2 separate regions of the Mus musculus genome follow, and region 2 is linked to region 1. A link is a loop called in an ENCODE intact Hi-C map of the cell type or tissue named here. Cell type or tissue: gastrocnemius. All regions are shown on one strand.

Evidence for each region. A loop is a pair of places that touch in the nucleus more often than their neighbours do. Peaks named below come from ENCODE experiments on the same cell type or tissue, not always from the same donor. Only the 100,000 strongest peaks of a DNase experiment are listed, where the experiment ranks them.
Region 2: a loop joins it to region 1, with 2.8 times the contacts of the local background. A loop is called at or near these places in 1 of 42 quality-filtered maps.

Annotation. Positions count from the first base shown.
Region 1 is chr5:149,572,299-149,576,298 of GRCm38, forward strand. It overlaps Wdr95 (WD40 repeat domain 95), which reads left to right. Exons shown (of 23, transcript NM_029440.3): 8 at 1,691-1,842. The region is part of intron 2 of Gm35763 (a long non-coding RNA gene); the gene reads right to left. Among named protein-coding and RNA genes, the nearest start is that of Gm35763, 10 kb to the right of the region's middle. In gastrocnemius, no CTCF peak of the experiment used is centred here; a DNase peak (open chromatin) is centred at 2,101.
Region 2 is chr5:149,634,022-149,638,021 of GRCm38, forward strand. Hsph1 (heat shock 105kDa/110kDa protein 1) reads right to left here and starts at 2,294. Exons shown (of 18, transcript NM_013559.2): 1 at 1,949-2,294. The coding sequence starts at 2,055. In gastrocnemius, a CTCF peak has its summit at 2,302; DNase peaks (open chromatin) are centred at 2,379 and 2,701; H3K4me3 peaks cover 3,374 bases; H3K27ac peaks cover 2,537 bases.

The DNA.
Region 1 (4,000 bases):
GGATTTGAGTCGAGCCTGCTTGCTGAGGACCTCATTCACTCTCACTAATTAATCTCAACAACCCCGTCCCCAAATTGAGTCTCATCCTGAGGAACTGGGACCATTCACTATTTGAAGTGGGGAAGGGGGCGGTGTAGCAATTCACCCACAACAAAAAGTGAAGGAAACTGGGACTCAAGGTAGCTGACACAATGGCAGGTGTGTGTTGCTTTGAAAGGTAGCCACTGTCCCTCTGATGGTCATGGATGTCCCCATTATGTACTTGGCTCAGCCTGCTCTTTTCTCCTTTATTTACTTTGTTTGTTTGTTTGTTTGTTTGTTTGTGTGTGTTTTTGTTTGTTTGTTTGTTTTTTGTTTTTTTGAGACAGGGTTTCTCTGTGTAGCCCTGGCTCTCCTGAAACTCACTCTGTAGACCAGGCTGGCCTTGAACTCTGCCTCCTGAGTTCTGGAATTACAGGCATGTGCTACCTGTACCCCCAACAACCCCCCTCCCACCACCACCGACCCCTCACCCCTGGTTCCAGTGCTCCTCTCCCGCACTGCAGCCTTCACCAGCTCACAGTCTCCTAACAGAATGCCGGAGCCATGACATGATTTACAAGCCTAACAGATGACTGACAGCAATATTACTGTAATCATGCCGAACCATTATTACATTTTAACCACGTCTCTAGGCATTGTCTTTTAATCAATTTTCTAAAGTTCTCAATGCAACACTATCAGAGGGAAATGTAAGCCTCCTCCAGGCTGAATAGAACTGCCACATCCAAGCCAAGCTGAGTTCAGATGTGTGTATTTGTTTTGTGTGTGTGTGTGTTGACATATGCGTCTGTGTATCTCTGTATATGTGTACGTATGTATGTGTGCATGTATATGTATGCGTTTGAGTGCTTGTGGGTATGTGTCTCCATATTACAGACAGTACTGAGGGGGAGAGATGCTAGGCTACCCAGATGGAACCACTTGGATTCTAAACCAGTAGACGGACTCTCTGGGCTGACATGTCCTCAAACAACAGCCACACGAGAATCCACTCCATGTGACTTCCAAGTATCTGCCTGGTGACAGGGTTGGTGGTTTGTTTTTGTTTTTGTTTTTGTTTTTATTTTGTTTTTGTTTTTTTCAAGACAGGGTTTCTCTGTATAGGCCTGGCTGTCCTGGAACTAACTTTGTAGACCAGGCTGGCCTCTGCCTCCCAAGTGCTGGGATTAAAGACATGTGCCACCACCTCCTGGCTAGGGTTGGTGGTCTTATATTAAAGACTTAGTAACAGGTTTGATTATTAAGATTCCAGAAACCAGCCGGGCGTGGTGGCACATGCCTTTAATCCCAGCACTCGGGAGGCAGAGGCAGGCGGATTTCTGAGTTCGAGGCCAGCCTGGTCTACAAAGTGAACTCCAGGACAGCCAGAGCTATACAGAGAAACCCTGTCTCGAAAAACCAAAAAAAAAAAAAAAGATTCCAGAAACCAGATCCAAACTATGAAAGCTGGGTCCATGGAAAGTGAGGTGACTGGTTATTTCCTTGTGGGAAGGATAGAGCCTAGAGACTTGTGGTCACAATTGTCCCCTCTCTTTGGTCACCTTTCACATTGGATTTAGAGTCTGCAGCTAGCCTGGGCTACACAGAGAGATCATATCTAGAGAAAGAAGAAGAACCAAACCTATTACCTTCCCCCTTTTCTCCACAGGTCTGGGATCTGGAGACACATGGCTGCTGCTGTACCATCTCTTCCAAAGCCAGTGGCATCAAGGGAGAACTCACAGCCTGCCTCTATCTCCCCGGACCTAGAGCCCTGTGTGTGGCCACGGGGACTCTGGCTTTCCTTCACCTGAAAGTGGGGTAGGGAACTGTCTGTCACCTGAGCTTTGCATGTGCAATGTTCTAGAGGGTTCTAGAGAGTCCCAGTGGTGTGGTCAATAGTCTACTCAATGCTTTAAGAGTGGTTCAAATGCTGAGTGAGACTCCATTAGAGAAAACAAGAGTTATCATTTAGGAGTGGTTACCAACTGGAGATAGCTTCTGGGTTAGGGATGAGAGCTTGCATCTACCTCCACTCTCAGCTCTGGGATTGCAGTCCCCGTGGCATGCTGCCAAGGTCGCTCTGAGTTCACACGGCCACCGGTCCTACTGTGTGTAGGAGGCCTTGTGTCTCTGGGGTTCTCCATCCTCTCTGGCTCTTAAAATCTTTCCACAGGATTAAAATTCTGCAGGATTCCTCCAGTTGTGGGGGGCGGGGGTGGGGGGGGGGAGACTGATGGAGATATCCCATTTGAGAGTGCTCCAAGGTCCAGCTGTGGGCCTCTGCAGGAGGAAGGGAGGAAGCTTCTCTGATGGTGGCTGAGCAAGGTGCTGATCTTGCTCCTATATTAGAGAGAGAGAAAGTGTGTGTGTGTGTGTGTGTGTGTGTGTGTGTGTGTGTGTGTGTGTGTGTTTAGCAGAGCGCCAGGCTATCTTCCTTTAGCAGAGCAGGAGTATTTTGGTTTCCCCTGGGTCCCTGGCCTGTCTAGTCTCAGTTTCTTGGCCACTAAGCAGTGTTGGGAATGGGTTCCATCTCATGCAGTGTTTTGAGCTTTTAGGGCATTTCTATATGTGCCAATGTGTGTGTCTCTGTGTCTATATGTGCCAATGTGTGTATGTCTGTGTCTATATGTGCCAATGTGTGTGTGTCTGTGTCTATATGTGCCAATGTGTGTATGTCTGTGTCTATATGTGCCAATGTGTGTGTCTCTGTGCCTATATGTGCCAATGTGTGTGTCTCTGTGTTTACATGTGCCAATGTGTGTGTCTCTGTGTCTACATGTGCCAATGTGTGTATGTCTGTGTCTATATGTGCCAATGTGTGTGTGTCTGTGTCTATATGTGCCAATGTGTGTGTCTCTGTGCCTATATGTGCCAATGTGTGTGTCTCTGTGTCTATATGTGCCAATGTGTGTGTCTCTGTGTCTACATGTGCCAATGTGTTTGTCTCTGTGCCTGTGCCTATATGTACCAATGTGTGTGTCTCTGTGTCTACATATGCCAATGTGTGTGTGTCTGTGCCTATATATGCCAATGTGTGTGTGCCTCTGTATGTGCCAGTGTGTGTCTCTGCATCTATATGTCCCAATGTGTGTGCCTTCCTCTATATGTTCCACAGTGTGTGTCTCTGTATCTATGTGTTCTCCTTGTGCTTTTTCTTTGGCTTCTTATTTTTCCATTTGTTCCTTTGTTCATTTGTTTTCCTCTTATTGGACTTAGTTTTTATTTTTGTCGTATTTAAGTTTTTTGAGATATATATATATATAGATAGATAGATGTCAGTTTGTTTTCTAATGAAAGAGCAGGGGAGGATGTGGATTTGGGTAGATGGGGTGGTAGGGAGGACCTGGGAGGAGCTGGGGCAGGAGGAACCATAATCAGAATATAGTGTATGGAAAAAAAAAAAAAAAAACAGTCAATCGCCAGGCAGTGGTGGGTCACACCTTTAATCCCAGCACTCGGGAGGCAGAGGCAGGCAGATTTCTGAGTTCAAGGCCAGCCTGGTCTACAGAGCGAGTTCCAGGACAGCCAGAAACTACACAGAGAAATTCTGCCTTGAAAAAAACAAAACAAAACAAAACAAAAAACATTCAGATAAACAAACAAACAAAAACAAACAAAACCCTTAAGGGTCAGGAGAAAGGATTCAACAATTAAGAGCACTTACTGCTATTGTGAAGGACTCAGGTTCAGTTCCTGGCACCCAGTTCTTGGCGGCTCACAACTATCCATAAATCCAGTTCCAGGGGATCCTGTGCTCTCCTCTGACTTCTACACATACACACATGCAGCCAAAACAGTCATGCGCATTAAATAAATAAATAAATAAATAAATAAATAAAGAGCAAATAAATAAATAAATGACCAAGCGGGCGAGCATCAGACAGAAGGAAATGTGCCCTTCCCCTCAGCCTGCCCTGGAGGCCCAAAGGCAATGAAATAAACCTCACCCTTCTGTGGAAAAAGAATTCTCCCCTGC
Region 2 (4,000 bases), 62 kb after region 1:
TAAAATCACACCTCTGACAATTCAGCCCAAGTATCAGCCCTGTTCACACATATAAGGAATATCTGATAATCTGTGTGCAGCTTGAGTGCCCTCTCCCAATACCTGGGGTGCTAATACAGAGTCACCAGGTCACAAAGGATAGGGAACTTGGCATTATGCACAACCAAAAGTAAACAGAACTCTACCTGTCATCAGCCTCCTACAATCCTAAATTTCACTGCACACTTATTTCTGTCCCGATATATCATCTGCTTTAGAATTTTTAAAAGTTTTTATGTAACCCTAAGAGGTCTATGATATGCCTGTAGAGTTTAAAGGAAATGGATGAGGTAGGTTGCCATCTGGAAGATTCTCTGTAAGGTCAAATAAAGATGATAAGAGAAACAAAGTTACTGCTGACTGGAGTACAAACGCTGAGGAAAAGGAGAGGCCAAGCCTTCACACTGCACCTGCTTTGACAAGATGAAGAGAGACAGCTTTCTCAGAGGAAAGGGGATACATAGAACCAGAACAGAGACAAGATGGAGAGTGTGGAGGAGGCGGTGAGTAAGGCTTTGGATTAGAGAGTAATCCACAGGGCGAGCGTTAGTAATCCAAATCTAATTTGGGTTCAGTTCCTCCTACATGGGTGACCGAGATGAGTAAACTGGCACTCTACTGAGGACATTCAAGTTTGCTGTAACAAAAACAGCTCGGACCTAGCCGCTCTAAGCAGGTACTCTTGTAAGGTTCAATCTACACGCCCCGTGATTCTGAGCTCAGAGGGACTAGACACTTGTAAGACTGGATTGTCTCATTTTCCATGCCAAACAACTGTAATAGAAATCAGTAGCCAACTCCATTTTCAACCGCATAGTTTGGCCAAGGGTAAAAAAACCACCTCAGTCAAAAATTCTGGTCAGCAACACAGCTACCCAAGCAGCTCTCCCTGTTCTCCTCTACACACCTTTTGTCTCTTTTTAGGCAGAGAGAGGAAGAAGCGCTTAGCATACAGGATGGGGGCAAGAAGGACTGGCAGCCTTCCTACTAATTGCCGAATCACAGAGCACCATGGCTTTGTGAGAGAGGGAGCCCATGCTTAGAAAGTAAGTTCCTAGCAAGGCTTTCTTCCTCCTATTCACTCATAAATGTTCCTCTAATAAGGTCGGAATGATTTTACCTTTGGGTTCGATGTTTAACATTTATTATCTTGGACTTTGCACATGGGGGGAAAAAGCCCTATAATGATTGCCTTAAAAAGCATACAGCTGTTGTCGGTGAAGGCACACGCAGGTCTAACTGCCTCTAATATGTAACCTTCAGAAACTAACCCCCTCAAAAAGTTGCTTTTTACCATGCTTCCGTTTACCCACCCACGTTGCTGCAGAATATTTAATTCCGAAGCAAAAAAATCCATCTTCCCCACTGAATTTTTTGCACAGCAGTGTGTTAAGCAACAACAATGTTAAATTTGTACTGCTTACTCTAAATGGTGTTAAAATAAACGAACTCTGGGTCTGGAAACTCTCACGGACGTTTTTCACAATGAGCTTTAAAAAGGACGCTTCCAAAAGGCGATTGGGGCACTAGGGCAATATTAACAAATCAGGAGTAGATGAGACGCAGAGACGGAGGATTCCTCCACCATAGCGTGTTTCTGTGGTCGCTAACAACAGTCCGCTCGCTCCCTAGGCAAGCAGCGGCGCACAGGCTCTGGAACCTTCTAGGTCATTTGGAGATTCACCATGCGGAGGAAAAGGCTCTGTTGCCCAGGCTCTGCCGAGATCCTAGCTGAGGTGGGAGCCGGTGCCAGCTTGAAGAAGCTGAGTGGGGAGTCGGGGGCGAGCCTGGAAGGCCAGCGGGACCAGGTGGTCGCGGGGTGTCACGGTTCCCGGAATCCCCGGACCCACCATCTCCCTCGGGAAGCAGCGAGCTCCAGCCCTCCCCGGCCACCCAGGCTCCTACTTACGGGGTGCAGCGGTCGCTGAACTCGTTGGCGATGGTCTCGATGCCCCCGGCCCGCGCCACCGCAATGTAGCAGCTCTGTGAGCCTACGTCTAGCCCAACCACCGACATGGCTGGCCCGGTCCGCCTCCGCCTCGGGTCCGCTGCGTGCTCGTCCTGCTCCCGACCAGTCGGGAAGATGCCTCCGGCTTACCCTGCAAGACTGCGCTCAGTCTCTGCCACCGCTCTCCGCCGCCCGCCTCTCTCACGCAGCCGCCGCCGCTCAGCTACCAATCCAAAAGGGGAGGTCCCAATCGCTCAGCCTTATGTAGCCTACTGAGGAGAACTTTCCAGAATCTGCAGCATTTTACTCACCGGCGCCTCCACGTGCCACTTCCGCTTCCTTCTTCTCGAGCCTTCGAGAAAGATTCTACCCAATGGACTGCTGGTCCCTCCGCGGGCGGCCTGAGTTGCCATGGTGACAGGGCAGCTGCTCGGGCGCCATTGGCTAAAACTGACCGAGCTTGCCCGGCCTCCATCCCGCCCTCCCCAGCCTGAGGGGCAGTTTTCGTTCCAGTTGACTCCAGTGAATAACCGGTCGGGAACTTCTGTCGCTTAAGTGGTGACTCCGGTGGCAGTGTCCGGCTCCCGACGCCGAAAAACTATTGAAAGGACGGAGAAAGAACACACTACTCCGGGACCCCAGGCCTCTCCGGTCACGAACTTGCTGTTGGCAGAGAGCATGTCGGGAAGCGTAGTCTGGCCGGGAGACCCTAGCGCCTTGCATGCTGGGAAACGCAGTCCAGTGGTGAGGCCTCGGTGCTTTGCATGCTAGGATATGTAGTCCAGCCCGTGGTGCGTGCCACGATCCTGCTTTGTCTTAAGGGCTCAGTAAAAAGAGGCCCAGCTGGCTGCTGCCGATTCGCGCTCTTTCTCTGGTGTATGCTTTGTTCTGTGTTCCGTTCTTGCTTGTTTTTTCAACAGCTAATGGATTGCGATTTAGGGGCGTCAGGATAAGCCGCAAACGCGGTTTATATTTTGTAGACATTTGTCCGCTGGCAAGATTGTTGCAGAATAAAACACAGAAGGGTTTTCTTCTTCTTCTTCTTCTTCTTCTTCTTCTTCTTCTTCTTCTTCTTCTTCTTCTTCTTCTTCTTCTTCTTCTTCTTCTTCTTCTTAAATGAAAACTTTTGATTGCTATGCAATTTGGGAAGCTGCTGGTGTTTTGCCGACAGGGTTTTGCATATTTTGGATACTAGTTTAAGCCGACTTTGTTTAACCCTGCCACTCCTAACCATAAGGTTATGATTTAATGTAATGGCTAATAATATGGTTTAATAAATGGGTGTATGGTTTATTCCTTGTTTAATCTAACCTTTCATTTTCTTTCCTTGGAAAGTAAGCTTAGGTTCCATGAAGAGAAAGCAGAGGTGGATGCTGCTGGCTCCTGCTTTCAATTCTTATGTACCGTTAAAAAAAACGTCAAAGTTTGCCTGAAAACCCCGTGTGTACCCTCTAGAATATGGAAATATGCACAATTAAAACGTGCGCTGCTAAATAAGTGTGTAATTGAATGAAGAGTTGGGGCCCAGGGTTAAAAACTAACTCCTGAAGTATGCCTCTTCCCGTAGGACAAGTGGGGTTGCTTAAATGGGAGCTTTCTATACAAATTGCAGAGTAAGTTTTATTCGTGGTGATTGATCGGCTTGCCACTTAAGTTATTTCACCTGCTAGCATAACTATTTAAAATGGGAGAAGAACCAACGCTATCCCAGAGCAGCTGCGTTTTTAAATTTGAAATATGTTTGTTGGCATTCTTTTCATTTTGTGTCTCTGAAACCTCCACCACCCCGGCTTTTTTTTAAGTATATGAAAACTCTTTTTTTTTTTTTTTTTTTTTTTGGTTTTTTCGAGACAGGGTTTCTCTGTGTAACCCTGGCTGTCCTGGAACTCACTTTGTAGACCAGGCTGGCCTCGAACTCAGAAATCTGCTTGCCTCTGCCTCCCAAGTGCTGGGATTAAAGGCGTGGGCCACCACCACCCAGCAGAATATGAGGTTGACCAGTTTTCCCTTTAG